2 separate regions of the Mus musculus genome follow, and region 1 is linked to region 2. Evidence: chromatin loops called from intact Hi-C (ENCODE). Cell type or tissue: heart. All regions are shown on one strand. Each heading gives the region's core, and the rest is flanking DNA. Links, peaks and the distances in the headings are about the cores only.

Region 1 (15,992 bases), core at 3,255-11,254, 130 kb before region 2:
GCTGTACCACATATGTGCCTAGTGCCCAAATTGGCCAGAAGGCGGCGATAGATCCTTTGGAACTGGATTCACGGGTGGTTATGAGCTGTGTTGTAGTTGCTGTGAATCAAACCCAGGTCCTCTACAAAAGCAATACTGGTTTTTAGCAGCTGAGCTATCTCACAAGGCATTCCCTTTATTTGATTTTTTGGGATAGGGTTTCTATATGGCCTGTCCTCAAGCTGGGGCCCTCCTGCTTTAACTTTACAAGTACCTAGGTGAGTGCCGTCAAGCCCAGCCTGTGAGAGATTATCTTCTGGATGTCTCCTCTATATTAATAGTCTTGTTTATTTTACGTGCCATTCGACCCTCTGGTTTTAGCCCATGTACTGAAATTTTTTTTAACCAGATTTAACAGTTTTTAAATAATTTTCAGCTGCAGGAACTTATAAATACACTACAAGGGATTCCACTCACCCTTCATGCAGTTCTCATTAACTTATCATTTTATATAACTGCTGCGTGAGGTGTGACTGGGAGGTCACAACAACACGTCCAAACATGCACTGTGCTGTTTAGAGTAAGTTAAAGAACTTATACTCTCTGAAGACTTTCAGGAAAATTGGCATTGATACCATAACAACAGTCACCAATACCATGACCTGCAGGCTTCATTCAAATGTTTCCAGTTCCAGTAAAGACATCATGCGTGTGTTTTTCTGGTGTGTGGCGTGCTCTGGATACTGTAATGTATTCACTTCTTGGGTCTCAAGATAAAACATGTTTTAAGTTACCTTTTTTAGGGAGGTGGATCTGTTCTTCAAGCTGAATTTGGATTTGGCAGTCCCTGTTTCTGCCTCTTGAATATTGGCACATGTATACGTGACATCATTGCATCCCAGTGAGATGCTATGGCCTCTGCATCATTAATGTTAGAACCAGCCACTTGTTTACTATGTGTCTTAAGGTTTCCTGCAGCTATAATAAAAAGCATTGAAACCAAAAGTAACCTCGGAAAAGGGTTTATATGACTTATCCTTTCACATCACAGTCCATACTGAAGGAAGTCAAAGCAGGAACCTGGAGGCAGGAAATGAAACAGAAGCTATGCAGGAGTACGGCTAACTGGCTTGCTCCCCATAGCTTATTCAGCCTGCTTTTTAAATACCACCTAGGACCACATTCCCAGGGTTGACATTGCCCTGGGTGAGCTGGGCCCACATCAATCATTACTCAAGAGTATGTACCACAGACTGTCTCTTAGGCATATTCTCAATTGAGAATCCCTCCTCACAAATGACAAGCTGTATCAAGCTAACATAAAGCTCACCAGGACACCATGATCATTTCTTTGTGTAAAGTTGCCATTCTGTTTCTATGAGTGCATTGTTGGGGATGCTTTGGGCCACACAGGGCTTGTATACCAGTGGTTGCTACGTGGTTTTCTAATGCCATCATTCATCTTCAGTTTCCATTGACAGTGTGTGAGCAAGTGCTTTCCTTACACAGCTTATGGACTTCTGGGTTCCATTAGGTCATGCTGTGTTGATGCTCACATTGACCCATGCTTGTCTACAAGGATCTTGCGCAGACTCATGAAGCCTCTTGACACATGCTCCTCATATTTTGAACATTTATTTGAAACACTGGGAGGTATGAGCCCCGCAGCATGGGATCATCCATTTTTTCAAGGTTGGATGGGGTTTAGAATTAAGCTCTGAGTGGCAATGTCTTAGGCTTTCCACTGCTGTGAAATGACCAAGCCAACTCTTAAAAAGGACATTTAATTGGGGCTGGCTTACAGCTTCTGAGTTCAGTCCATTATCATCACGGTGGGAAGCATAGCAGCATCCAGGCAGGCATGGCACTGGAGGAGCTGAGAGTTCTACATCTTGTTCTGAACATAAACAGAAGACTCACATCCTCAGGTAGCTAAGAGGAAGCTCTCTCAAAGTTCACACCCACGTTGACACACTTCCTCCAACAAGGCCACACCTGATAGTGCCGCTCCCTGGGCCAGGCATACAGGCAATAAGCCTGGCTTAAGTTTCCACTTTCCTGAGGCTGGCAATGTAGCTCAGTAGTAGTAGAGCACTTGCCTACCGGATAGGAGGCAACACAAATTTTTAGTTAGTAAATGAATAAATAAATAAATAACTTCCTCTATTATTTCTAGAGATGTTTATATTCCCAACAATTCAGTCTGTTAACTTTGGGGTCTTGTTCATGACTCCTTTTTTTCCATAATTATACAAGGAGTATAGTTGCTCATCTCTGCATTAATCTGTCCTTCATCGTCTCCCTGTGATAGAACAATACCAATTGGAAAACAAAAGCAATCCTCTTGTGTGCTCCAACGGAGCCTTCCCTACACCTTTCTTTTAGCCTCCTTCCAGAGAGTTCTGTCACTGTCTGGAGTTTTCCTGATAAAGGATGGGAAATTCAGGCTAAGCAAGACAGCATGGACTCAAAGGACAAATGACAGAAAAACTTGTCCCCGGTGGCTGGCCACTTCACCCAAACTCACTTAGCATGCCTTTGGGAAGACCTTGCAAAGTGGGTGGGAGGGGGGGAACAGTGTGCTTTAATGCTTTTGACTTAAGATGAGCCTTAACATATTTAAGGGGCCCTTTAAGAATGCCTCTATCACCACCCCTACCCTTGGAACTCTGGGCCTGGTGCATGCTGTCAAAGGCTCTCCCACAGTGCCATGTAACAATCACATCTTAGACTGTGCATCCACAAGTAAGACAGTGAGTATCTGGCTATGATGATATGGTGATTTTGGCTCATGTGAGGTCACCCTGTAACCTGTGGTTCAGCTTGTTGCCTCCAGAAGGTCTGCAGCTGACCTGTATTGGCCTTAGGACTGGCTATATAGTTCTTGTTCTGCCCCTGAACTCCCAAGTGATTTGGGGCGGTTTAAGCTTGGTCTACAGCAATCCTAATAGGGGTTGTAATTTCATATTGCCAACTCATTCTGTAAAATAGATCTTTTCTTTCAGTCTTTTTGGAGAATTGAGAAGCCATCCTGATATGGTGCTCTTACGTAGTTTTTCAGGAGCCACAAGTCTTTTAAGCTGCCTGGGTCAGTCCCATGTCTACCTGGAGAACACTGGGACATCTTCACTTGCCATCGTGTATCTTAATACAGATGAGACTCCATCAAAAGAGTTTTGGAATTCTTAGTAATCTGGGCCTGGGGAGATGGCTCTGTTAATTGCCTGCCATGCTAGCCTGAGGACCTAAAATTGGCTCCCCAGTACCTATGTAAAAAGCTGGGTGCAGTGTATGACTGTAATCCCAGCACTGGGGATGGGGACATAGAAGTAAGTCTCAGGAGCCCATTGGCCAGGCAGTCTAGTGACACCAGTGAACTCCAGATCCAGTGAGAGACCCTGCTTCAGAAAATAAGATGGCAAGTGACTGAGCAAGATGCCCAGTGCCAACTTCTAGCTTCCATGCACCCACACACATGCACATACCCAAAGAAACACACACAGCACAGCCACCTATGCACACACACATACAATGTTTACTGAACTGTCTGTAAAAAAACATGTGGCTTGAACTCGATGTTGAGGCTTTGTAAAATGTAGTCAGGCGTGCTTTATCACATCAAAAGCATCCCTGCTAAAAACCATTTCACCTCACTCCAGATACATCCAGAGTGCACCATACAGTGGTGGTGGAACACCTGACCCACTAGTGCTTCTTGCCTAACCCTTCCTGTGAGGGTTGGCGACATACCTTTTCGTGATGGAACTGATTTACACTGTATTCTATGCCAGAAATTCTGAATGGAAGTCTTTAACAACGATGAGACTACATTACCCTAGCATTGCCAACTTACTCCTCAGAAGGGACTGGCCAGTGACAGCAACATGGAGAACAAGAAGACAGCCAGGTCTGCCAGCAACAGGGGTGGCCTACCACACACAGGTCACCCCGGGCTTTGGTATGCCCAACCACACATACCCTGGTCCAGAAATAGTCTCGACAACAAGAGCTCTACTGAAATGAACAAGATTCAGAGAGATGGTCAATATCAGAGTGCTGGATGAGAGCCGTTAACCATTTCACTACAGATGGAGTGGAGCTTGGCAGAATTGTGGCTGAACTCATGGTCACCCATCAGTGACAGAGCCTTCTGACTTACTGCTCATCTAACACCAATACCTCCACACACTGAACAGAGCTTTATAAGTAAATTCTGAAGGTTAATTACTTGAATTAAGGACCCTAGGAAGCAATGAGAATTGCTAGCAACCCATTACCCAGTCAAATCAGCCAACCAACACTGAGCACTACCAAAGCCTGCTTTATTACCTGATGGCAGTGTGGCTGCTTTCCTGAGCCGATTTTAGGATCTAGAGACTGGTAAACACGTGTATATGTTGCAGAAAGAAATGCCATTCTGTGCTGTCCTGTCCAGGGACTGCCACTGCCTGGAAAGGCCCCTAGATAATCTATGTATAATGAAGTGAATATTCGTCGTTGAAGGCAAGTACACCAGGAGTGAGGAGTCACTTTTCCCTACGTGTTCTACCAAATGTTTCCCCTTCCAACAGTAAACAGGCAGAGCTTTGGAGAGTATCACTTTATTCCAAAGTCGGTCACTACCAGTAGGGTTTAATTTCCCTCCTTCCCTTCCTTAGAGATGCTGGGGTTGGCACAGTCTTGATAGATGAATAAGAAGGGTGAAGGCCATGCACAACATTGTCCCTATTTGATATGTTGGCCTTTACAGAGTGAAGCAGGGCGTGATATTAAAATTAAATAAACAAAGACAAAGTGTGGCTGGGAGTTAATGTAACTTCTTTTGCTGTTTTGAGACAGGGTCTCCCATATCCCAGGCTAGCCTTGAACTTGTTATGAAGCTGAGGATAGCTCTGAACTTCATGCTTACTCCATATGCTGAGACCATAGGTGTGCACAGTGCTGGAGACTGGACCCAGGGCTAATTCAACCATGTGTTGGCTCCCTTCTGAAACTAGAAAGACTGTTTTTGATTAGCTTTTCTGTAGTAATTGGAGACCTGTTTCCAGTTTCATGGGGGGGGGGGGGGTAAAAAAAAAATCTTCATTTTCTTCTTCTTCTTCTTTTTTTTTTTTTTTTTTTTTTTTTTGAGACATTGGAAAGAGAATCTGGGACCTTTCTGCATGGCAAACCCATCACTGTAGACATTCCTTCTGAGAAACAGTGACTTTCTAACACAGAAAAGTGGAAACCGAAAAAGGCGTAAGTGTACAAGTTTCCAACCACAAGGGAGAGAAAAAGAAAAGCTGTAGAACTGAGGAAGTGTCTCAGAGACAAGCCGAGCCGTGCCATTGGGGAAGGCATGGAAATCCCAGCTCCCACTCCAGGCCCCGGCCCAGTCCAGAGAGCAGTATTCTGGCCTCCCCAACCTGTGTGTCCAGAAGAAGGTACGTGCTGCTGGCCGCAGGGTCTTTGCAGAAGGTGTCCAGGGAAGAGCTAGGCCACTAGATGTTCTCCAGCCTTTGCTGGCCAGAGCCTCAGTCTAAGAGCAGCAGGCGGATCTACCATGTCTGATACAAGCTGAGCCGAGCCCAGGGTTCAGGTCTTGAACATCAGGAAGCCCCCAAATGCAGTGCCTGGTTGGCTCCCTTTGGTTGCTGACCCTTGGATTAACTCAAACCACGCTCTCTCACCCTTTTGTAGCTCTACCATAGCAAAAGTGGTGGCTGTGCTCCCGCCCCTCTGTTCCGTACTGTAGACTGGAACCCGGTGATGACCTTCAAATACCAGCTGCCCCATTCCTGGGCCTGGGCCAAATGTAATGCTCACAGCAAACAAGTAGACGCCACGTTTGGGAGCTCGGAAGTAGCCATGTTCAGGAAAGTAGCTGCTGCCCACATTGATGGATGTGGTGTTGAACTTCACCATCTGCAGAGCAGTGGCCCCTTCTGAAGAACCGGCATAGAAGGCCACAGGGGAGCCTGAGGTAGAGGAGACAGTCAGTTATCCATTCACTGCCAAACTCTCCCTTCTTCACCTTAATTGCATGAGAAGCCGGAGACCATTTCTAGATACCATCACATCCCAGAGGTGTGTCTTAGACAGTCAGTGTCATTTCAGAGATAGGGGAAGGGAAATACAGATCTGCTGGCTGGCTGGCAAATGCATTTTCTCCTTTGATCCTCAACAAAGCCCTTTTTTTCTTTGATCCTTTCAACTCTAGAGAGATAAGTGTCTTTGACTACCTGAGCCGTGGGAGGGCGGTGCTAGAAACCTGAGTATCCAACTCCTAGATGTCTGCTACCTGCCAGGGATAGTTCCTTCCACATCAGTGCTAGGGATGGAACACAGGACTTCACACATGCTAGACGTGTGCTCCGCCACTAAGTCGTCCCAGCACCTACCTGCTAGGTATCTTGAGACATCGTGTGGGAAAGAGAATAGTGCCTATCCTCAAAATAATGTTAGTACTGGGAACAGGAATGGTGGTTTTGACCAAAAGTGGGCACAAGACCATAAAGAAAAAGGACTGAGAAACTTCTTGAAGCCAGCACAGTAGCTCACGCTTGTAATTCTAACTCAGGAGACAGAGGCAGTAAAATCTTGATTTTGAAGTCAATCTGAGCTATACTGTAAGGCTTTTTCTGGGCAAGGGGGAGGCCCCCTCTGGCTAGTCATCTAAATTGTTTTTGTTTTTGTTTTCAAGACAGGATTTCTCTGTATAGCCCTGGCTGTCCTGGAACTCACTCTGTAGACCAGGCTGGCCTCGAACTCAGGAATCTGCCTGCCTTTGCCTCCCAAGTGCTGGAATTAAAGGTGTGTACCACCACTGCCCGGCTATTTCTCTGTATAGCCCTGGCTGTCCTGGAACTCTGTAGACCAGGCTGGCCTCGAACTCAGGAATCTGCCTGCCTCTGCCTCCCAAGTGCTGGAATTAAAGGTGTGTACCACCACTGCCGGACTAAAATTTTTCTAATTATTATTTTATGTGGATGGACAGTTTGCCTGCATGTATGTCTGCGTACCACATGCATGAGTGGTGCCCACAGATGCCAGAAAGGGTCACCAGATCCCCTGGAATAGAATTCATAGATGGTTGTGATCTGCCATGTGAATGCTAAGAACAGATCCCAGGTCCTCTGCTCTTAACTGCTAACCCATCTCTCCAGCTCTGGTTAGTCATGTTAATATAATTTCCAGAGTGTTGCACAGAGCCCTGGCATTTCATATGGGTGAACTGAAGCTTAGAAAGGGAACGTTTGCTGATCCCGACCACACAAGCAAACCTTAGCATTCTTGATTTGCAGTGCTTGCACATGCCTTTAATTCCAGCACTTGGGAGGCAGAGGCAGGTGGATTTCTGAGTTCGAGGCCAGCCTGATCTACAGAGTGAGTTTCAGGACAGCCAGGGCTATACAGAGAAACTCTGTCTCGAAAAACCAAAACAAACAGAAAAACAAAAAACAAAAACTGAGGTCTGGTGCTTCAGTCCCCGAAGCACCCAGCAGATGGGGCTCTTGCCTTGCTGAAAGGTGGCTACTCTACAGCACCCTCTGTTGGCGATTCTTGTTCTTTCAGCCTGCCTGCATCTGAGAGTCCACATGCCCTAGAGGAAGGAAGACTATGGGCTTTAGAAGATGGAAAAACTGTGCAAACTAGGGGTGACTTTCTCTGCAGGGCTCAAAGTCGAGCTCTGTGGCCTTCTTACAAGAAAAGTGTTTTTAAAGGGGAAAATATTTTCGGCAGTAAAGAATTATTGCAGGCCTGGAGAGATGGCTCAGCCGTTAGGAACACTGACCTCTTCCAGAGGTCCTGAGTTCAAATCCCAGCAACCACATGATGCCCCATAACCACCTGTAATGGGATCTGATGCCCTCTTCTGGGGTGTCTGAAGAGAGTGACTGTGTACCCACATACATAAATAAATCTTGAAGAAGGAGAAGATGAAGAAGAAGAAGAAGAAGAAGAAGAAGAAGAAGAAGAAGAAGAAGAAGAAGAAGAAGAAGAAGAAGAAGAAGAAGAAGAAAAGGAAGAAAAGGAAGAAAAGGAAGAAAAAGAAGAAGGAAGAAGAAGAAGAAGAAGAAGAAGAAGAAGAAGAAGGAAGGAAGGAAGAAAAAGAAGAAGAAGAAGGAAGGAAGAAAAAGAAGAAGAAAGAAGAAGAAGAAGAAGAAGAAGAAGAAGAAGAAGGAGAAGAAAGAAGAAGAAGAAGAAAGAAAGAAAGAAAAAGAAATATTGCGGGCTGGCGAGATGGCTCAGTGGTTAAGAGCGCCGACTGCTCTTCCGAAGGTCCCGAGTTCAAATCCCAGCAACCACATGGTGGCTCACAACCATCTGTAACGAAATCTGATGCCCTCTTCTGGAGTATCTGAGGACAGCTACAGTGTACTTACATATGATGAATAAATAAATCTTTAAAAAAAAAAAAAAAGAAATATTGCAGGAGTAAACAGACCCTGACCTAACCCTAACCTTATAGGCAAATGGTAAAAGCCATGATGGAGTTTGTACCACTCACAAGAGGAAAAGAGATGCAGGGGTTACTGTAAGGACATGTAGCTCTCTGGAAATGCTAGGGGAGTTGGGAGAGTTGCTTGGGTTCCTGCATGCTAAGCTTGTACCGGGAGGAGGGGTGGGAATGAAGCTGTCAGGTTTTGTAACCACTCATGTGTAGGTGGAGCCTTTGGGGATCCGCCTGCTGGGGGCTTGCTGTAGCTGAGAGGCAGCCTCTCTCTGCTGCTCACTGGTTGGGTTAGGTCATTTCTAGAGACTAAGGTAAGATATGATGATAATGGTTGCATGATTGAGTAGCTAAGGCTGAGCCCAGGAAAGATCCAGAAGGGTATTGACACCGCCAACTGTATTTACCAAGAGGGCTCTTTCCTTCTGAGCAGAAGGCCGTTCCCTGTATTTACCTCTTGTGGGGTGCTGCCGTGACAGATGACCCCCTGCTCCAACCCCCTGTCCCCAGCATGCAGGGCGAGCTGACGAAAGACTGGGATTTGGGTGAGTGTGAAGAGTTGAGACTCTGCTCCACAGCTAGGGCCTCGGCCAACTCATGGGCTCTGGAACTACAACTGATTCTTGGGATCTATACTTCCCTATATTCCAGGAAGCAGAGGAGACCCATAGCCCTGAAGGTAGTAGTGGTGGCCAATGATCCTGCTTTCTTGTACCCTGTGCCCACTCCCCAGTAGGAGAAAGGAGCACCTGAGTTGGCAGAGAGCCCTGTCCTAGATTCGTAGAGTCAGTCTCCAGGGCCCAGGCACTCACCTGTCTCCCAGAGCTCCAGACCTTTGGCGTGTGCATCTGTAGACATCACCACTTGCTTCTTATCCCTCTTCCGGGATTCTCCTGGGCCTCTCGGTTGCTTCTTATCTTTCTTACTCAACATGGCCTGCAGCTTCCCCAAGTCTAGGCTGATGTTGCTTGCCACCAGACCTTGGAAGTTCTGGAAGAGGTTGTGGAAGAGCTGCCGGTGCTGTCTCAGGCCGTGCTGGGTGTCCAAGAGCATGCTGTGTAGGTCTTCAAGGGAGCTATTGAGGGAGGCAGCCCAGGAGGCCTCACAGCACTGCCCAATCTGCTTGACATCAGAACTCAGGCGCCGAATCTCCTGCTCCAGCTCCGCCAAAGTCATGGCTTCCTCCTCTCTCCCAGAGTCGTGGCTGGGCTCAAGTCCCTCTGCCAACTGTGGGTGCTGCTCCACAAAGCCACCTGCGGCCTTCTCCAATGCCTCCACCCGGGTGGCCAAGTCCTCCCAACCAATCGCCTGTTCCTGTAGCCCACTGGCCGCGTCCTGCAGGGCTAGGCGGATCTGCTCATAATCCAGTGGCAGAGGGCGAGGGGCCTCCTCTGACATCTCGTCTATCATCTCCTCCCCGAAGAGTGCAGCTAGCACGGCCTGATGTCGCAGGGCATCCTCCAGCAGGGCTGTGAAGGAGCCGTGCAGTAGGCGTATCTCTTTGCGGGTTCCATTCGCCGCTGTCTTCAGCGCTTCCACAGCATGATCCAGAGCCCGCAGTTGGCTCCGTATCCGTGCCCTTTCAGCCCGGGCCCGTTCACCCTCTCCTCTATAGGCATCCATTGCTGAAGACATGGCATCTACAGTGCTTTGCAGGGCCTGCAAAGAAGAACCGTCTAGCTGGTGCTGTTCGTCCAGGCTCACTTGGGTCTCTTCTAGGGTGTGCATGACATCCCTGTGGCCCTCCGGAGCGACATCCACGTCAGAGTTGACCCTTTGGCAGTTGCAGTCCTTGACATACTTAATGAGGTCTGCATGACCCGCATGCAGATGCTGCAGGGTAAGGTTGAGTTCCAACAGTTGCCGCTCTATCTCCTCTTTGTTCTCCTCCATGATCAGGGACTTTTCCATTAGGATCACCCGCAGCTCTCGAAGCCCGGTGTGGTTCACCAGCAGCTCCTCCACCTGCCTCTCTACCTTGCTGATCTGGTCGAAGGTCTCATCCGATTCAGAATAGAGCTCTTTGATCTCTTCGGCGTGCTGCTTCAGGACGCTGTCCATGTTCTTGAGGGTGCTCTGCAACTCCTCCTCCCTCTGGCTAGTGACCATGTGCAGAGCAGAGAGGTTTCTCTGCAGCTGCCCTAGCCTGGCCTGCAGGCTCTCTGGCTCTGGCCTTGCTGCCGCTGCTGCAGATGCCATCACCAGGCTGCCATTGGCCCCTGGAAGTTCCTGAGCCTTGACAAGCTGCTTTAACTTGGTGCTCACCTCAGCCTGGACATCAGAGAGGGCATGATGCACCGATCGGCGCTGGGCATGCAGCTGGTCCTCCACATCCTGCCACAGTTGGCCCAGTCTCTGGCTATTCTGCTGGACCTTGGCCTCAAACTTGGCACCAAGCTCTTGGAAGTCAGCCCTAGCCACTGTGCCCTCCTGGATCATCTTGATGGCCTGGTGATTGGCCTCCACATCAAGAGACAAGTTTCTGATGGCCTGGGAGAGGCTGTGCAAGCTGTCGTTGAAGTTCTTCCAGATGGGACTGAAGTGTGCTTTCAGGAATGCATCAATATGGGGCTGCAGCAGGTGCTCTGATGTCCTGCCAGGAAACTCTGCAACAGATACCATGTTTCAGAAAAGCCTGCTGCAGCAGACATTCCTCCCCAGGCTGGGAGAGTTAGGGCCTCTGAAGTCTGGGCCTTATTGGGGGCCCCTACTCACCGAATTCTGTTAGATTGGCTTCTGTCATCTCATCTGTGAGGTTGCTGGGTGGGGCTTCCCAAGAGCCTGGAAAGCCATCTTCTACTGACTGGGCATCATTCTGGAGATTTTGAAGCAGGTTTTCCTGTTGTTCTTGTGGCACCTTAATCTCATTAAACTCTGGGACAGGGTGACCTAAAAACACACTGGATGTAAGTGTTAAAGGCCAACTCACAAGGTCAGGAAAAGACTTGGGACTTGGAACAAGGAAGTACGTTGGCCCCTCCTAAGCTGGAATGTAGAAGCCCTTAGCCTTCTTCTTCTTTTTTTAAGATTTATTTATTATTTATTATTTATTTATTACTATACATAAGTACACTGTAGCTAGCATCAGAGGCACCAGAAGAGTGCGTCAGATCTCATTATGGTGGTTGTGAGCCACCATGTAGTTGCTAGGATTTGAACTCATGACATTCAGAAGAGCAATCAGTGCTCTTACTCACTGAGCCATCTCACCAGACCGCCCTTAGCCTTCTAAGACAGGAAAATACAGATCTCTGAGCTATCACCTTTTCTCCCATACTCCTAGCAGACATGACTAATCAATCACCTTGTTTCTTTCCTTAGCCACAATTTCATTCCTGACAGCTCTAACCAATAGATCACATAATGAAATCTATTCCCTAACCTATCCTTGAAATCAATTCATAAAGGGGGACTCTTTTGTGTTTACTGAGACAAGGGGCAAAATGACTTCCAAGGCCCCAGTGGATGTTTTATTTTAGTCGGTTGCGGGGGTGGGGGGAATACAAGAGAATGGAAAAGCTTCTTCCAGACCCAGGAACTTGTAAAGGTCAAGGAGCAAGAAAGTCACCTGGCAAAGTGGCAAAGTCAGCTCTCCAAGAAAAATGGGATCAGTAAAAGGGACAGGAATGAGCCCGGGCAGTAGTAGGCTGAGGGCCCTGAGAATCTAGCCACAGAGTGCAAGGCCACAAGGAAGTCCATACTGATTGTAAGGGCAACGTTTTCCAGAGATGGTACAGCCCATCAGAGAAGGAAGAACTAAACACATGAACTCTGTCCTTCTAGGAAGGCAACATACCAAGTTCAAAGCCATCCATCGAGTCCCAAGTCTCCTGGAGTTTACCACTTGGCTCTGTGGGCTCAGGGTTTGCTGTGGGATCTGCAGAAGGAAGCATGGGGTGTTAAGCCCAGAAGTGGGAGGAACAGCATAGTTTCCGGGGAAGCTTTGGGGAGCCTTACTGTGGTCCTGGCAGTCTGGTCCCTGGAACCCTGGGCAGCACCGCCAGTCCACAGAGATCAGCACCTTCTGCTGGACCTGGTACACTGGCTTCTGGGCCACTCGATACCTGAGGAAGAAGGCAGTGTGGCTCAGTGCCTCTGGTGAGCCCACTGGGCCTGGAAAATGGCCTGACCACCCTACTCACATGACTCTGACTCCCTGGCAGTCAGGGGCTCCCTGTGGACATGGCTGCTGTGAATGGACCAGGAATTTCTCTGTTTTGCAAGCAGCTACAAAGGTGACTAGCCTGGACTTCTGGTAAGGACACCAGTTCCTGGAAAAGAAGCCAGAGGGAGAAGATTGCTGAGCCTTGCCTGGTCCTTCCCAGGTGTCTAGGGATACCCTACCTCGTCTCCTGCTCTACCCAGCTCTGAGATTCTTGAAACCATTAAATACCAAGGAAGGCAGCTCTTGTCTTAATTCCTAAGCTCTACAAAGCCACTCAAAAGAGCCCTGACCCATTCATTGTCTTCCCAAAGCCACGCCAGGGCCAGTGGAGGAATACCAAGGACTCCCACATCATAACTCAGCTCCATGCGAGCAGGCGGGTTCTCACTAGTCCCTTGACACCAGGGGGCATAACGGTGCAGCTGGGGCTTGGGGAGCCTTAGGTCTGAATCTGCATTGTGGCTGTGGGGCTTTGAGTGGTCACCTAAAGGAGTTCTTATTTCTCCATCTATAGTTGGTAGTGGTGATGCCCATGTCTAAGTGGGTGGAGTCCTGAGTACACTGGCAGCATGTTGTGCCCTATCCTGGCAGCTGCCCATTTCTATGCCCATCTTTTCTCACCAGAATATGCCTATGGCTGCTACTCCCTGGCCCCGCATCCTGAGCAGTTGGCTTTCCAGTAGTTTTGTTTTGTTTTTTATTTTGTTTTGTTTTGTTTTTCGAGACAGGGTTTCTCTGTAGCCCTGGCTGTCCTGGAACTCACTTTGTAGACCAGGCTGGCCTTGAACTCAGAAATCCGCCTGCCTCTGCTTCCCAAGTGCTGGGATTAAAGGTGTGCTCCACCACGCCTGGCCTTTCCAGCAGTTTTAAGGGAAAGAAGGTGGCTGGGTGGAACAGCCTCTTCTCTGGGAAAGGCCTCCACTTAGCGATCCTGCAGAGCACACTCCGTGTGCCCAACACCTCCAAGGCAGCCTCTCCACTTTTACCCCCCAGTATGCACTTGCCAGTATGTCTAGGATGGGAAACATGCTCACTGGGCTGGGGGCTGGCTATCTGGGTTCAATGCAAGAGTCAAAGCATCCTTCCCTCATCATTAGCTCTCAAAACAAGACTCTCCAGAGATGTAAGTGGTGATTTAGCACCTCTTGGGTACCATTCACCGGGCTCAAGCTCAGCACTTGCTGTGCACTATGGTGATGCAAACTTTTCCTTAAGGGTCCCAAGGAGAACAGGCAATCTCAGGAGAAGGGATGTGGCTAAGACCTATAAAAGGGCTGATTACCAGGCGTGGTGGCGCATGCCTTTAATCCCAGCACTTGGGAGGCAGAGGCAGGCGGATCTCTGAGTTCGAGGCCAGCCTGGTCTACAGAGTGAGTTCCAGGACAGCCAAGGCTACACAGAGAAACCCTGTCTCGAAAAAACAAAAAACAAAAAACAAAAACAAAAACAAAAACAAAAACAAAGGGGGGGTGGCTGATTATGTGTATAAAGAGCAAGTCAGACAGGGAGCTGGGAGTTTGGACAGGGTCACAGTCTCTTCCAAGTTCAAAGCCATCCAGCGAGTCCCAAGTCTCCTGGAGTTTACCACTTGGCTCTGTGGGCTCAGGGTTTGCTGTGGGATCTGCAGAAGGAAGCATGGGGTGTTAAGCCCAGAAGTGGGAGGAACAGCATAGTTTCTGGGGCCAGGGTTAAGAGTCTGAAGAGACTGCAGATGGAGCCAAGGGAACTGGAATCCATGCTAGAGAGACAATGGGTACCAGAAGAAGAACCGGGCTATTTCTTGAGGTCATGGGGAAAGCAGAGAGAGGTTTCAAGCACGGAAGAAATATCACAGAGGCATTCTGGTCTCAGGGTCGAGAAGCAATGGGAGTCAATAAGATGTGGATGGTCTAGGGTAGAAGACAAATTCGGGCATCTTGGACCAGGTGAGGGGGAACATGGAGGAAGTGGCCATGTCTGTAGGCATCAGAGAGCAAGGTTCAGGGGCTTTGCTGATTGGGTGGCTTGTTGGAATTGGAATTTCACTTCTGAAGCTGCTCTTTGCCCTAGGGCCATTAGGCACCATTAAAGATACTTCTGGGAGGGGTGGAAGGACAGACTTAATGGTCATTGTGTGACCACATCCATTGAGACACACCCCTTCCTGCCCACACTCACTCCAGCCCACCCTACCCCATCAGGCTTTTAGAAGCCTGACAAGACAGTCTTTACCTTCCGGAAGCAGGCTAGAAATGCTTAGCAGGAAAACTACCTGGTCCCAGCAAAGGAGACCTGAAGATGCTGACATCATGGGAGCCTCTGGGTGAACCACCCAACAGAGTCTCCTACATCAAAACAGCTCAGAAGGGTACATCCAGACCTCTGAGGCTAACCCCTGAGAGAAATATGTTACAAACCAAAGAAACCAGACCAAGATGCAGCTTGGAGTTAGAGCATGAGATTAACATGTAGGGGGCCCTAGTTAAATCCTCAGGCCTGAAAAGAACAAAACAGATCAACGAAGGTCGGAACTGACAAGCCGGAGTGGACCACAGCTATCCATGAAGAATGAATACCAGCTCCAAATCGACACTAGTGTTTCCAGGGATGTAAGAGACGTTGCTATGCAGAGGACACAGACAGGAGTACGTAGGGGGCGGAGGAAGTATAAGGGTTAGCAGGGTATTCAGAGGACAAAGAGAACACTTGAAAACGAAAGGCCTATGTTAGAAATGGGGGAAAAAAGAAAAAAAACCCAAAACAAAACAGGCTGGGGACATAGTGTAGCTGGCAGAGTGCTTGCCTAGCAGACAGGAAGGACTGGAGACAGTCCCAGCACAGAGCAAAAACAGCTTGGTGGCTCATGTCTATCATCCCAGCAATTTAGGAGGTGGAGGCAGGAGGATAAGGGGGCCAACATCAACATCACCTATACAATGAGTTTTTGGCTAGCCAGGGCTATATGAGATCCTGTTTCCAAAATTAAACAAACAAATAAACACACACACACACACACACACACACACACACACACACACACACTATGAGATCCTGTTTCCAAAACAAAATAAATAAGCCAAAAAGCTGGCTCAGCAGTTAACGGCACTTCCTTCTCTGGAAGAGGACCCTGATTCCATTCCTAGCACCTACATGGCAGCTCACAAACACCTCTAACTCCAGCTCTTCTGACCCCCATGAGCACCCAGCATCCATTTGGTGCACAGATGTACATGCAGACAAAACACTCGTACGTATAAATAAATAAATAAATACATACATACATACATACATAAATACATAAATACATAAATACATAAATACATAAATACCAAAAGCAAACAAACAGCAAGAAGACAGGAAAAGCAAGAGGATTTGGAAAATGAGAAGAAAGAGCATCAGTCCCAGCCCCAACATCCAAATGACAGAGATGGC
Region 2 (15,992 bases), core at 2,534-10,533:
AGGTCCGGTTTTCTACTTGGTCTCATGTATTGATAATACCATCTGCTATGCTTTTCATCTGACCCGTTGATTCTTTCATCACTTCAGTTTCTGTTTGGTTCTTTGTCAGCATCTCAGTATCCTTGCTAAACTTTTTCCCCATGCTTTAAAATTTTCTTCTAAGTTAGTGATTCTTTTATTTACTTTAGCAACTTTCTAGTTTATGTCTTCAGTTGATTATATGTTCTTGTTCAGGTTTCAAATTACATTTTTATCTGTTTATTTGAGTCCAACTATTCTCATCTTTAGAATTTAGAAATTGTTAATCTGTGTTGGTGTCTTAGTAGACTGTTTTCTGTCTTTCTCTACCTCCCTCCTCCCCTTTTTAAAAGTTTCTTTGCTGTAGATAATGTATCTGCCAGAGTGCATGTGTTCTATAATTTGTAGTTTTCCCTCCTAATTTTGCTTATTTTATTTTATGTGTGCCTTGCTGGTGAGTTGTCTTCATTTGGATTTATGTTTAGGGAAAGTGGACTATAGTAACAACATTTTGCAGAAGTCCCAGTGTGGGCTGCAGGAGAAGCTACTGTGAGCCTTGCTTATGCTTGGAGGCAGAGTCTAGGATCCTGGATGGAGAAAATACAGTTTATAGTTTTTGGGGATCCCCCTGCTCCCTGCTCCAGACTATAATATTTAAGTGGTGAAATGAAGATGTAAGGACTGAGAGAGTAAGAACGAGAAGGAGACTTTATAGGTTACAAGAATGAAAGACACTAGAGAAATTAGTAGGTATTAAATTGTAGAAAAGAAGAATTAAACAACTTCTGCATGACAGAAGAATCAGTCAACAGAGTGAGGAGACATTCCTCAGAATGTCTTTACTAGTTAGTTATACTTCAGGCATGGACTTAATATCTAGAATATATAAAATTTACAAAATTTCAACCCCCAAACCTCAAAACTGCCAGTTCATGGGCCAATGAATTTATGGTCAGTTCTCAAAAGAATAACTACAAATGGCCACTGATACTTTACGAAGTGCTCACCATCCTTAGCCAGCAGGGAAATAAAAACTGTTTTGGAATTTATTTCACCCTAGTCAGTGGCTGCCATGAAGAAAACAAATGGCAGCACATGCTTGGGAGGGTTGGGGAAGAGAACCTGACGCACTGTTGGTGGGAGTTGTAGCCCTGTGGAGGCACTGTTAGAACTTCCACTCTGACCCAGGTATACACAGCACTCCTGGACAGACATACGGAGATGTAGCTCAGCTAATGGAGTGATTGCCTAGCATGCATGAAGCCCTGGGTTCAATGCTGGTATTACATAAGCCTGGCATGGCATTTGCCCGTAATCCGAGCACTCTGTAGGTGGAGAAAGGAGGACCAGAAGGTTAGGCATCCTTTGCTACATAGCCAAGTTTAGGGCCAGCCTGGGATGAGTGAATCACTGTTTCAGCAACAACAACAACAAAGTTTCATATTTCACCCGAGACAGGTGTACTTCCATGTCTAGTGCTGCCTTCTCTTCTCTTCTCTTCTCTTCTCTTCTCTTCTCTTCTCTTCTCTTCTCTTCTCTTCTTTTCTTTTTTCTTTTTTTCCAGTGCAAAGTTATGGCATCAGCCTCAATATCCCAAGGTTCTTTTGTATGTATGTTGCTGGGAGGCATGTATGTATGTATGTATGTATGTATGTATGTATGTATGTATGTAGGCTGAAGGCAATCCTAAGCAATCTACCCCTGTGCTGTAGTCTAGCTTAGGTTAGATTTCTGCAGGAGATGGAGAGGTGATGAAAATTTGTTATATACACACTGTAGAATTTTATTCAGCTGTAAACAAAAGTGAAAATATGAAATCTGTAGGGAAATGGGTAGCCCTGGAAAATCTGTTAAAGGAAGTGACCTAGCCACAGATAAATACCTCTATGTTCTCTCATATACATATCCTAGTTTCTAGTAGTTATATGTATGTATCTGTGTGCAGGTGTAGGGAGTGCCAGAAAACTAGGGAGGGACCTGTGGGAAGGAGAAAAAAGTTTTTTTGGTTTTTTTGTTTTGTTTTGTTTTTTGTTTGGTTTTTCGAGACAGGGTTTCTCTGCATAGCCCTGGCTGTCCTGGAGCTCACTTTGTAGACCAGGCTGGCCTGGAACTCAGAAATCCGCCTGCCTCTGCCTCCTGAGTGCTGGGATTAAAGGCGTGGGCCACCACACACGGCGAGAAAAAAGGTTTAAAGGAGAGGAATGGTCAGGGTAACAGAACACACAGGACGTGAGGGTAGAAGGAAGACCACCAGGGCAGATGAGCCTGTGGGAGATGGGAGGGGGTATGTGTGGGTCAGAGTAAAGCACAAATGTTATAAAGAAATGGTTACTCGCCGGGTGTGGTGGCGCACACCTTTAATCCCAGCACTCAGGAGGCAGAGGCAGGCAAATTTCTGAGTTTGAGGCCAGCCTGGTCTACAAAGTGAGTTCCAGGACAGCCAGGGCTACACAGAGAAACCCTGTCTCGAACCCTCCCCCCCCCCAAAAAAAAAAAGGAAGAAGAAAGAAAGAAAGAAAGACATTGCTCTGTGTGCTAATTAAAACATGAACACAAGTTATGAATGGCAATGTAAAATGGATTTGGTTTTCTGGTTCTTACTGTTGTGAATTTGTCCTTTTTTGTATTTGTTAAGTGCATAAAACTATACTTGATGATGGAAATATAAACTTCAGTGTGAAGCTCCACAGCTTCTATTCCAAGTGGTTCCTCTAAGCCTGTAGAAGTTCATTGACCTGGATCATCTTTGGGCCTGTATAATTTCTAAGTATGATTTTTTTATTTGTAGAGTTTTTTATAAATAATTAAAGTTGAAAATCAAAAAATAAGAATGAAGCATTATTTTGTGTGACAAATTAAAAACATATGTTTAGGGTAGCATTAAGAATGTCTCAGAATATAATGAATTGGCATAAGATCAAAGCAGTAAAAAGTTTTAATTTTATCATTGCTACTGTGTAAAAATATGATAGGAACAAAAAATGTGAAGGAAATACAACTTGTTGGGTATGTCAGCAAGTTGTGTGAGTGTGGTTTTCTAGATTTAAGACCATAGAAGGCTCTCACAACACTGTGAGGTAGGAAATATTCTCAATTAACAAAGAATTCTCACTTGACAGATAAAAAGCTTAACATTATTATGAATATAAGAAATATATAGAAGTATAATAATAAAATGAACCAACCCCATGTAGCTGTCACCTGGCTTTAGCACTTGCTAGTTTCAGAGTAGGAGTGGTTTGAACTTATATACCTCCTGTCTTATTCCAAAACGGATGCTTTCAGTTATGGTCCCCTTACTTTTTTTTTTAATATTTATTTATTTCATTTATATGAGTACACTGTAGCTGTCTTCAGACACATCAAAAGAGGGCATCACACTCCATTACGGATGGTTGTGAGCCACCATGTGGTTGCTGGGATTTGAACTCAGGACCTCGGGGAGAGCAGTCCAGCCCCCCTCTTACATTGTTGTCCATTGATGTCATTGAGTAATCCTATAATTGCTTGAAATTTAGGGGAGTAGACACGAAAACATTCATAATGGCGATGATACTTATAATTGTGAGGTTTTCTGGTTATTCCTGGGGTAGAGAAAGTAGTTTCTTTTAACCGCACGGATTTTGTAAGAAACATTTTTCTTTTTAGTTGTAGTGTGGGCAAAGACAAAACCTGCTGATACGGTTCATCCTGTTTCATAAATCTTTGACCCATTCATCAGACTCTGCCCACTCTAAAGATAAAGGCTGTGGTGTGTTAGTCTTTCTGACTGGTGGCCTTCTGCAGATTGAGAAACTGAGTAATGATTAACTGTGGTAATGGATATGCACTTGCTGGTTTCACCTGGTATCTTAGTGAGCTTTAACCCTCTGAGGACAACCAGAACAGAGCCTAGAGTCGTTAAAACTCATCATTTATCCATGACTATTTATATGTAAGTTCTCTATGATAGGTATCTTATTACCACCTACCAGTCTTCACCACTGTCTACCCCCACTCACATACTCATCATTTCCACAACTTATACTCAGTAGCAGCACCCTTTGGTACAATTCTAAAAATTGTATTATTTGGTGTGTGTGTGTGTTTGTTTATGTGTGTGTATGTGTTCGTGTGCGCGCACATGTGTGTGTGTATGTATGTGTGTGTAGAGATAAAATGTATTCTTTGGCATATGGAGGTCAAAGGACAGCTTTCAAAAGTAGGTTCTTTCCTTCCATTGTGAGGTCCAGAGATTGAATTCAGGCCTTCATCAGGCTTGCTCAGTATGTACCTGTATGTATCTAATTGCCCTGTTATAATTTATCAGTTTTACACAGTCAAGGCCATTTTCTAACTAATTCCTAAAGAGTGGAAGTCCCACACTTAAGCTGCTTGTTGAGATAAATAAATGAAGGCATAGTGAAATGGCTGTCATAGGTAAGTAACCATGTCTTTTACATTAGTTGGATTCATTTCTGGATCTGGGGGCTGCCTCTGAAGTGTCAAGAGTGATTGTGTCACTCAGTTGAGTACCAACATCTACCCGAGTAGAAAGGAGGGGGATCTTTGAACTTTTATCTTCGATTCTTCTGTGATACTATCAAGTGTAGTAATGCTACAAATATGAATAGGTCTTAAGTTGAAGAAGGGTTACAAACTTGTAAGGCACAATTGAATATATAACGGTATGTGGGAATGAAATGAATAGGCTTGGATTCAGTTCTCTATAGTTGTGTGAAGTAACAAGACAGCCCAAGAAACAGCAGAATGGAAAAATAAAATCAGATCAGTGGAGGAGCTCATTGGGAAAGAGCAGTGTCCTGAAACTAAGGAACAGAGTGTCTCAGTGAGAGTACTATGAGTACCCATTTGGCAATTTGGACTTTGTTATTGTCTTAATAGAGATAGAAGTGAGTGTCAGATTTCAAGATACTGAGAAAATGCTAAGTGAGGACACAGAGCAGGGGAGTGTTTTACATTCTTTCTGTATATCTTGGAGATATGCGCGTGCATCTTACAGCCAGCATGGCCCTTAGGTAAGCCAACTAGGACTTTCTGGGTCCTGTATTGGGGAGTGGGGATGAATCTGGGCTCTACTTCCCTAAACATTATTCAGCAGTGTTCATCATATTTCTAAGAGCGTAGGAAAGATGCAGGTGCCAGGCAGGTCCTTGCTCATTGTGCTGCTTACACTTACACACCTCCTTTCTGCTGACACCTGCTTTGAATTCTGCAGCATTTCTCATCTCTCTTTGATGATCATCACTTTATCTTTCCCACTATACTGTAAACGCCTTCATTTCCCTTATTATTGTTGATTTTTCCATTGCTAGCATAATGCCTGACAAGTCATTTTGATTATTAAATAAATTAATACATATCTATTTTTTAAAACCCAAAATAATTTTATTTTGGTGATCTCACAGAATTAAAAATGTAGACTGTTTGAGGAAAGGGTTGATAAACAGTTACAAATGGCAATAAGGTGAGGACTGAAAATTGACGTTTGATGGATGTGTCTGTTGGAAGGTTCTCCATATTGAAGGCATTGTGGCAAAATTGTTGAAATAGGAGACAAATTTAAGTGGGCTGAAGGAAGGGGACAAAGAAGCAATGTAGAACTTTGTTTTTTCCTTTAACAGATTCTAGGCTAACGGGAAGAAACCATTAGAGAAGGATACCGCAAGGTCCAGGAGAGGAGAGTGGGTTACTTTTATGCCTTGATTTGCTATGTAAGTGTTCTCTTGCTCTCTTGATAGCATTTTGAAGGTTTTTGCAGTGCTATTTGGAGCCTCCTTGTGGTGAATCTAATAATGACATATAAATTTAAAAAAACTTAATTATTTTCATGAGGGTTAAATGAAGGTAGGCTTTGTGGTTGTGATAAGAATGCTTAGTTCTCTGGTTTCCAATGATTTATAATATGATACCTAAAATTGCTATAACTTTGTTTCTATAGTACTTTATTGCTATACATTTTAGCTATTTGAAAGTTGTAGTATATTTATTTTAAGCCCTAATACTTTTCTTAAACACATTTTAAAAAATTCATTTATATTTTTATTTGTATGTGTGTGAGTGTACGTGTATGTGTATGCACCAGAAGGTATGGGATTCCTAGGAGGATCCTATGGAGTTAGCACATGGTGAACCCGCTGATACCGGTGCAGGGAACCAAGCTTGGTTCCCCTAGAAGAGCACTATGCACTGTTAACCACTGAGCCGTCTCTCCAGGCCCTTAGCTGATAAATTTTAGTAGCTGCTATCACTGTACTCACCTTTCATAGTAAATATCAGCAATAGAATAATTGCTCTATATTCTGTTTGAAGACTGTGAAAAAAATGCCTGAATGACTGAGTAAAAAAGAACTGGCTTTATGAAAATAATACATATTAATCAGATATCATAAAAATTGAACATAGAAGTATTTAAAGCAATCCTATATAATCTAGGCCTTTTATGATCCCTTTGAGACAGAGTCTAGCTTTGTATTCCCAAGCTGGCCTCAAACTTATGAGCCTTGCTGCTTTTGATCTAAAATATTGGATTATAAATGTACGCTAGTATACCTAGGCAATCCTGATCCTTGATGCTTTGCTTTTCTGTATTTTAAATTTTAAATGCTTTTGAAGATTTTAACAAATATGCCTGTAATCATATCCAGCTCTTAAAAATGAAACTTCACCAATATAGTCGTTGCCTTATGAGTATCCTTACCACAGTCCCATTACTGCTTGCCAAGGTCAGCTTCAACCTTTGTTGTTTTACTTTGTGTGTTTATGTGTATGTGTATGAATGCACACATGTGCCTGAGTGTGTGTGTGTGTGTGTGTGTGTGTGTGTAAGTCAGAAGCCACTCTTCACATGCTGTTCTTAGGTAGCCATCCACCTTATTTTTTTTTTTTTTTTGGTTTTTCGAGACAGGGTTTCTCCGTGTAGCCCTGGCTGTCCTGGCACTCACTTTGTAGACCAGGATGGCCTCGAACTCAGAAATCCGCCTGCCTCTGCCTCCCAAGTGCTGGGATTAAAGGTGTGAGCCACCACGCCCGGCTTCCACCTTATTTTTTAAAAAGACATTTCTTGCATGCATGTGTGGATGGGGAGGGGGTGTCTTCGTGGCACCTGTGTGGAGGCCAGAGGACGACTTTGCAGTCATTTCTTTTCTTTCACCTCCACATGCTGTGTTAGTAACTTGTCTGTTGCTGTAGATAAAACACCTTGACCAAGGCAGCTTATAAAAGGAAGAGTTTATTTGGTCTTATGGTCTGGGAGAGGTGTGGCCTCAGGAATTGGAGGATCACATCTTAAACTACAAGTGCTAAGCAGCTCCTGAATGGCTATAAACTCTCAAAGCACTTCTTCCAGCAAGGTTTCATTGCCCCAAATAGCACCATGGACTGGGGACAGGAGCTCAAAACTGTAGCCTTTGGGGGACATTTCTCATTTACACTACCACACATTGGTTCAAGGATCAAGCTCAAGATGCCAGCTGCTGAGGCATCTCTCTAGCCCATGGGTGCCAGGGACTCAGCTCAGGCCCTCATACTCTGCCTCCTAGGTGCTGGGATTAAAGGTTTATGGATTCTTATTGTTAAATTTTCCACTAAGATTTATGTGTTTAGAAGATGCATCTATATTAACATGGATTTCTTCTTTGTATGTTTTTGTTGCAAATCCATTTTCTTCATGGACTGTTTTTGTATTTCTAGTGTATGCTTGGAAAGTCTGCTGTTGTCACTCCTGAAATTCTCTGCTTTAGTAGTGTTATGACAGTTACTCTTCAAAGTAGATGTGTTACATGAATGCTGGGACTCCAGGGGATGTACCAGAAATGGTGGAGGCTAGGCTAGCCTAGACAGTGACTTCCGGAACAACTTGGGCTGCAGGCTAAGACTCTGTCTTAAGATCAGTCAGTCCATCAGTCCATAAGACACCCAGACTCAGGATTTTCTCCTCCTCCTCCTCCTTTTTTTTTTTTTTAAGGTTTATTTTATTTATTATATGTAAGTACACTGTAGCTGTTTTTAGACAAGGGAATCAGGTCTTGTTACAGATGGTTGTGAGCCACCATGTGGTTGCTGGGATTTGAACTCAGGACCTCTGGAAGAGTAGTCAGTGCTCTTAACCACTGAGCCATCTCTCCAGCCCGACTCATGATTTTCTTATTCCTCCCTGCCTCATTCATTTATTCATTAATTCATCCATCCATCCATTCATTCATTTTCTCCCCCTCCCATTCCCTTTCCCTTTCCTTCCCTCCCTCCCACCTTCCTCCCTTCCCCCCCAACCCCCCTCTTTTTCCTGTGGTACTTGAGATCAAACTCAAAGAGTTGTTCATGGTAGGCAAGTGTTCCTCCACTAATTTATATCTCTAGTTCTTTGCTATTTCCAACACGCACAGGTAAGTTAATGGAATTGTCATGTGTGTCATTTATCTTGTTCAACCATTGTTAGCACACAGCCTGACTGAGATCTGATACCAGAGTGAAGAAGAGACAGTCTTGCATGGAAGTATCAGATTTCACTTGGCTGGAGTCAGCCCCTTTTTCTTTTAAGCAAGAGGACATGAGTTCAGATCCGTGGCCACTCATATAAAAGCTGCACATGGCCTGTGGGTAACCCTAGTGCTGTGAGAGCAGAGACGGACTGCTCCTGGGAGCTTACTGACCAGCCAGCTTACTTACCTAAGCAGAAAACTTGAGATTCAGTGAGAGACACTGTCTCAAAAAAATAAGGGAAGAGCAGTAGAGGATACTCAGTGTCTTTCTCTGGCTTGTTAATGTGATTTTACGCATGCGCGCGCGCGCGCACACACACACACACACACACACACACACACACACACACACACACACACACACACACACAGGAGTGTGTGAAAGTTCAGCCACTACAGGAAGCTAGGAGAGAATCTAGATCTCATGGAGTTGTATTGGTAAATGTCAAGGAAATCAGTAATACGGTCATTTATTGTATGTGAGGACTGGGAGAAGATACTGAAGATTTAGAGGGAAGAGATATAAAAGTTATTTCAAAAGGAATTATGTATGTGGGATCAGGATTGCCAGGAATTAATGGTAATGAATTTAAAACAAGACCACTTTTCAGCCTCCAGCCAGAGCCCAGTTTGTAGTCAGAGTAAGTAATGTTTCAATCTGTTTGATTCTTTACCAGTCAATAGGATCGATTTACTTACACCAGGTGCCATAGTTAATGGAGAAACAGTTTAAATGATGAGTTTATTTTTATGTGTTTATATATTCCATGAACAACTCTTTGAGTTTGATCTTGAGTGCCATAGGAAAAAGAAAAAAAGAAAGAAGAGAGGGAGGGAGGGGGAGAGGAAGAAATGAATGAACGAACGAATGAGGCAGGGAGGAATAAGAAAAAGGAAAAATTGTTTGTATTATAGAAAGATAGAGCTGGGCATAGTAGTATATCCTTGTAAACCCAGCCTTTGGGAGGTGGAGAGAAGGGCAGGATTCTAGGACATCTTGGATGTGTAGTAAGCTCAGGGCCAGCCTTGACTCATAAGATACCCCCCAATAAAGAAAAAAATGAAAACTATAGAAACAGTGATTTTCAATTATTACACTGAAGTGCTTGTACATTTTACAGAGAGCCTCACTTAACAAACAAACAAACAAACAAACAAACAAATCCCATGTTCTTTCCTTTTAGTTTGAGCCTTGTATGTTGGTTTTGAAATTGAGTTCAGAGGAGGAGAGAATCTATGGCTATTTAAAGGTAATATAATACAGTAATAAATCATGCCTATTCTTTAAAACTAAATTATTCTTTACATGGGGCAGGACTTACAGCATGGGAAATGAACATTGATCTAAAGATGTGCTGGTTTCATGCTTACTTTGTTTCTCTGAGTATTTTAAAATTAAAATTAAGTTTTAAATGTATTATCTTTATTATGTGAGTGTGTGCTATATGTGGTAGTGTGGGCCGTGGTGTGCCGTGGCGTGTGTAGAGGTCAGAGGGTGACTTTGAGAATCACTCCTCTCCTTCTACCCTGGTTTCAGAACTGAACTCAGGTTGTCTGTCAAGCGCCATTTCCCACTGAGTCACCTCGCTGTCCCTTTTCTCAGCCTTTAACTGAAGACTTTCTTGTGACTAATTTGATTTTCTTATAGTTTCTTATTTATTAATTTTATAGTTGAATAACCAACCTGCATGTTTGTGATCAGTAGTTTGTTTTTTAGCAGATATGAGAATATACTAATATATTAATTTTGAAATTTTATTTTTATCAGAAATTATGAGTCAAGGATCACAAGTTCACATTTTTTTGGGTGCTCCAGTTGCTCCACTGAAAACGACAGTATCACAGGGAACAGCTTCCTTAATGTCCACTGCCAACGCCTGGGAAAAAGTCCGACTCTTCTATAAACAGCATTCCTTGTATCTGAAGGCTGGAGATCAGGAGTTTAAAAATCTGGAAGACTGTCAAGTCCCCAAAGGTCTTGGCCCTCCAGGCCTTCTTAGTGGTGACGTTTTGACGACTTCTGTGAGGAGGTCTGCTCAGGTGGATGAGGACTTTAAACATTCTGCTTCCGAAGCACAGAGTGTGAAATCCCAGGTTAACCTGAGTGATATGACTAGTGGACAAATGTGTGGGCTTGGGGACGGAGTTCAGCATTTACCCGAAGAAGAAAAAGATCAAAAGCTTCAATGTAAAAATAAGAAAATTACAGATGAGCAGTCTAAAAATCAGTCAGATCCCTGCGTTCGGAACTTCCAAAGAGATTTGTTTGCGTTAGACCTTAAGTGTGCAGCGAAACTGGATCTGGGCTGTTGTACTGAACAGATGAGTACAGGGACAAAGCCAGAGCCGACAGGACATCGTGAAAGACAGAGTCAGGAGAGCTTCTCTGACACACGGTGTGAGCCACAGTCCGAGGGAGCAGTCAGGAAGGCCTCAGACCAGAGACTGTCTGCTGAAGCTGAATTTCTCAGCGTACTGACCTCCAGCCAACGGGCTTTTCTAGCTCAAGGGAATGATAAAGGTCAGGACTGTATAAATAAGAGCACTGTAAATATGGAGGCAGAACCAACAGGAAGTCAGGGAGTCAGACGAACTGAAGGGGATTTTAGTAAGCCTGGTGGAGATTTCGAAGAAGAATCTGAAAATGAGCAAAGCCAAGTGTATTCCCTGGAACTTTTTAGTCCTGTTTGTCCTGAATCAGAAAGCAGTCACAGTCACATAAACCCTGGAAAAAATCTTGAAAACACAAGCTCTCAAGAACTTTTCAGTAATGAAGAAAACCTGCCACCAAATGAGTTGTGTAGCTCCCATCCAAGTACCGCTAACAGGAGCTGGAGCTGTAAAGATGATTCCCACCATTCTAAAGCTCTTTCTGAAGTCCATCAGGTGTCCAAGAAGCCAAGGATGGATTCTAATATAAGAGAGGCAGCCAAAGCAGTGCCCCAGAGGGTCATGTCTGAATTAAAGGACAGTAAAAAAATATCATTAATAAAAAATTGTGATTCTAAAAATCAGAAGTATAACTGCTTAGTCATGGTGCTAACCCCATGTCATGTAAAGGAAATAACTATAAAATCTGGACCAAATTCTGGTTCTAAAGTGCCATTAGCAACGATTGTAGTTATTGATCAGTCAGAAATTAAGAAGAGGGTTGTTCTGTGGAGGACTGCAGCATTTGGGGCACTTACAGTGTTTCTTGGCGATATAATTTTACTTACAGGTAAGACCATTGAGGTATAGTGATAGCCTGTTTTATAAAGCTGTGTCTTCTGGTTATGATTTCCTTTGCCACTTATCTTCCCTGGGTGTGACTGACCTGCTGTAGCATGTGTGTTGTGCTTCCTCGGGCTTTAGGACCCCTCTTTGTTCTGTGATGCCTTCTCATCCATTTTCTCCTCTAAGAAGCCTGCCTTGGTTGGTTGTAATCATCCATCGTGTGTCAGTTGAAGTTCTATCACTGGGCTCCTTTATGCTGCCTTACAGCTGTGTTTGTGTCTGATTAACTCTCTTACTTTACTAGCAGTGTTATTAGGAAAGGGCAACATTTCTGCTACTTCACTCCAGTACATTAAACTATTCCTGAAGGAACGGACTCAAGATGCTGATGTTTAGTTTGTTGCTATTTTACTCAGCTGAGGACGGCCTTGCAGTCTTGTTTTTTTTTTTTTTTTTTCTTTCTCTCTTTCAGTTTTTTCTTTTTTTTTTTGGTTTTTTGAGACAGGGTTTCTCTGTGTAGCCCTGGCTGTCCTGGAACTCACTCTGTAGACCAGGCTGGCCTCGAACTCAGAAATATGCCTGCCTCTGCCTCCCAAGTGCTGGGATTAAAGGCATGCGCCATTACGCCCAGCGGTATGTGTTTTAAGACAGGATCCTAGTATGTGGGGGAAATCAGTTCTGCTTCAGCCTCCCTTTGCTGTGATTTATATACATGTCCCACCACACTGGACTAAAATCTTTAATATTTTTTTACTTGTTCTTAGTTAATTTAGAATCAATACAGTAGCATGGCTCAGGCCTGTAATCCCAGCACTTAAGAGGCAGGGCCAAGAGGTTCTGGAGTTGAAGGCTAGCATCAGCTATAAAGAAGTTTGAGGCTAGCTTAGCTACACGAGACCCTGTCTCATGCAAACAAAATATAATATAAAACCAATACAGTGTTAGTAAAGCTAGAAGAAGTTAGTTAATCTTACTAACTTAGCTAAGAAAGGATGTGATGGAGCTAGGCTTTGTTAGCCTCAGCTGAGAAAATGAAAATTGCGGTTCATACAATATCAAGTTGTTTGCAGGGAGCTGATTCCTTTAATTAATGTGTCTTGGAGCGTTCTCTTTGGATTGTTAGGAACAATCTTTATGGAACGTAAATGCAAGATTATAACAAACAGACTTAACAAAGCACTTTTTATATGTTGTTCTATTATTGTTGGAGAGTTAGTTTATCTAACTCATACTCTGACTTAGTACTTTCAGAATTCCTCTTTGCTTGTAATATGGCTTCCCAACTATAGATCTATTTATAAGATGAGAACATACTGTAAGTACTGTTTCTTTGGCAAATACTACCTCACTGTAAATAAAAATAAAAGTTCTGGTTTTCTTGTCATATTAACCCATTTAATGTGAACTTATTCCCCAGAGCTAAGACTATTTTTGGAGTATCAAAGAAGTTTCCCAACAGTAAAGAGGTGAATCGACCCGTACTGTAGTCACTTTTAGTTAAGGACATTCTACCTCAAGATCATTCACCATGATTGAAACAAAACAAATAACCCTCCCCAAACAACAAAAACCCCAAACCAACCAACCGACCAGACAAACATAAACAAGAAAAGAAAAGAAAATGTCTAGTTTGTTTGTGATCTTCTTGGAGGCCTTTTCTAGGCACATAGAAACAGTCCTGCTACCTCTCTGGTTTTTCCTAACATCCCTAATGTTGTTTACAACTAGGTAAGATCAAGTGACTGCTGGAATCTATTTACCCATTTTTCTACTATAAGACAATTAAATTACTTTTATGAATGCCTTTAAAAAGGTATCTTTGTTGGCGCTGTATTATTTCTTTAAAAAAACAAAAAACAAATATCGAAGTCTGTGTGTAGTGGCACATGCCTTTAATCCCAGCACTCAGGAGATAGAAGCAGGTTGATTCCTGTGTGAGTTCTGGATCTTCAGAGTGAGTTCCAGGACAGCCAGAGCTACAGCCAGAGATACACCCTGTCTCAAAAACAAAAAACAAAACAAATACTCTCCCCCAAACAACAAAAACCCCAAACCAGACAAACAAAGAAAAGAAAACATCTAGTTTGTTGTTTTCTTCTTGTGGAACAAATGGGAAATTTGTGAGGGAAAAAAAGCTATACTTTTATATTGTCATATCTTTAGCAGTGAATTATATTCACATAGAAATTTATGAGTGACATCCATTTTTAATTGATAGCATTCAACTGTGCACTATTATATTTCTACCTTTAATAGCTCATTTTACCTACTTATAGAGATCTCAGAGCTGAGATTTCTGTGTAAGAGGTAAGCTGTAGAACATGTTCTATTTAGAGCATGGTAGACTTAGCAGCAGAAGGTGTTAGAAGTTTGAATTGTCTCTGAGTATTCAGTACTAGAGTTAAAAAGAAGAGGGCCTAGGACTTAACCTTGGAGAGTCCTAGTATTTAGATGGAAGTAAAGGAGCTAAAAGCTGGACCATAGAAGTGAATGGATAAAAGAACCAGGAGGCAAGGCCTGGGCCACCATTTTGCCTTTCCCTATCACCCAGTGTCTCATGAGTCCAACATAGAGTTTAAAGTTTTCTTGAAATTTCTCAGATATTCTTGTCTTCTGGACAGCAGGTATTCTGAGCATCACATCGTGAGAAGTCTGGTGTTTTGTTTTGTTTTTTGATGTTGTTGGGGAACTGAACCCAGGGCCTCACACATTAGGAGTCACATGCCCTTTTAATGACAGTTTTTGAAAGCTGTGCTAGCTCTTTCTGGTTAGATAGTAGGGAGCCACTGAATATTAGAGTTAACTAATATACTACTCGTAATACTTTTACACAACAATTGTATCTTACCCATGAGTTGTTTGAAAAGTTTATACATGTATACAGTATATTTCTATCATAACTTCTTTCCAACCCCTCCAGAACTCCCACCCCAGTTTTTTTAACCTGTTGGGTATGTTAATTCCCACTAAATGTTTTTTTCTCTATAGCTTTTTCTTTTCCTTTTTTTCTTTTTATTTATTTATTCTATTTATGTGAGTACACTGTAGCTGTCTTCAGACACACCAGAAGAGGGCATCAGATCCCATTACAGATGGTTGTGAGCAACCATGTGGTTGCTGGGAATTGAACTCAGGACCTCTGAAAGAGCAAACAGTGCTCTTTACCACGAGCCATCTCTCTAGCCCCCAGCTTTTTCTTTTCCATTTGATGTTTCTTAACTCTAAAGTGTTTCACTTTTTTTTTTTAAGATTTATTTTTTATTATATGTAAGTACACTGTAACTGTCTTCAGACACTCTAGAAGAGGGCATCAGATCTCATTACAGATGGTTGTGAGCCACAATGTGGTTGCTGGGATTTGAACTTAGAACCTTTGGAAGAACAGTCAGTGCTCTTAACCACTGAGCCATTCTCTCCAGCCCCCGTATTTCACTTTCACCATCTACAAAATATGATTAGCATGCTGCTTAGGGAAAAAATAATAGGATAAATTTAAAGACTGCCATATATGCATGTATATTCGTAGTACAAGGGGCTGACACACTATAATTACTGTTTGAGGCAACACTGCTTTGGAATTGCTAATCTGCCCCCCCCCCCATTTTTTCCCCTCAGTAACAAAATTGCCTTTATTACAAATTTTTGCAAACTAGAAAAATCCAAAGATCTATTTCAATTACTTTCTAAACCAAACCACTCCTAATTCTATTTACATTATTTCTCAGCCCAGCCTTGAGGCTTCTAAAGTTCTAAGAATACTTTGACTCGTTCTCGCTTCTTTGGGTAATTTAAGTCATTCACATGAAGCCAAACATCACACATCCTATATAATTTAAAGGTTAGCAGGTTAGAAGATTCTCCAGCACCAGGAAGTTTCATCTTGAAAAACAAACAAAAGACAGCTTTCACATCTGCTGTGTGGCATCATTAATAGCAAAGACAGTGCACAATTTAAACTCACTGTCTTAATTCTTCCCGATTTTAGCATTCTCAGAAGGATCCCAACTTTGATAATGGCAGAAAGTGCAGAGACATCTGAATGGCTCACTGTCCTCTTTATACTCATTTCTTTCAAGCTTTTTCTCTCTCTGCTCAATCCGAACAAATCCTCTCATCCTTGCTATAGGATCTTGCAGCACCGACAACAATGTGTGGACCCTTCTGGGAAAGGCTTTGAACCTCCCTCAATTCTTTCACTTCTGTTCTCCCCAGGTCTGCTCTCAATCCGGTGACCTGGGGTGAACCTGGGTTAGCGTTTTCATGACCTCTACTAGTGTT

Evidence for each region. Peaks named below come from ENCODE experiments on the same cell type or tissue, not always from the same donor. Only the 100,000 strongest peaks of a DNase experiment are listed, where the experiment ranks them.
Region 1: a loop joins it to region 2, with 11 times the contacts of the local background. A loop is called at or near these places in 8 of 42 quality-filtered maps.

Annotation. Positions count from the first base shown.
Region 1 is chr14:34,392,860-34,408,851 of GRCm38, reverse strand. Mmrn2 (multimerin 2) reads right to left here. Exons shown (of 7, transcript NM_153127.3): 2 at 12,559-12,687; 3 at 12,374-12,480; 4 at 12,213-12,293; 5 at 11,132-11,305; 6 at 9,229-11,022; 7 at 4,565-5,939. The coding sequence ends at 5,557. Among named protein-coding and RNA genes, the nearest start is that of Mmrn2, 25 kb to the right of the region's middle. In heart, for the core only: no CTCF peak of the experiment used is centred there; a DNase peak (open chromatin) is centred at 7,511.
Region 2 is chr14:34,263,227-34,279,218 of GRCm38, reverse strand. Shld2 (shieldin complex subunit 2) reads left to right here. Exons shown (of 10, transcript NM_001360074.1): 3 at 10,267-11,718. The coding sequence starts at 10,272. Among named protein-coding and RNA genes, the nearest start is that of Shld2, 39 kb to the left of the region's middle. In heart, for the core only: a CTCF peak has its summit at 5,794 (motif pointing left); no DNase peak of the experiment used is centred there.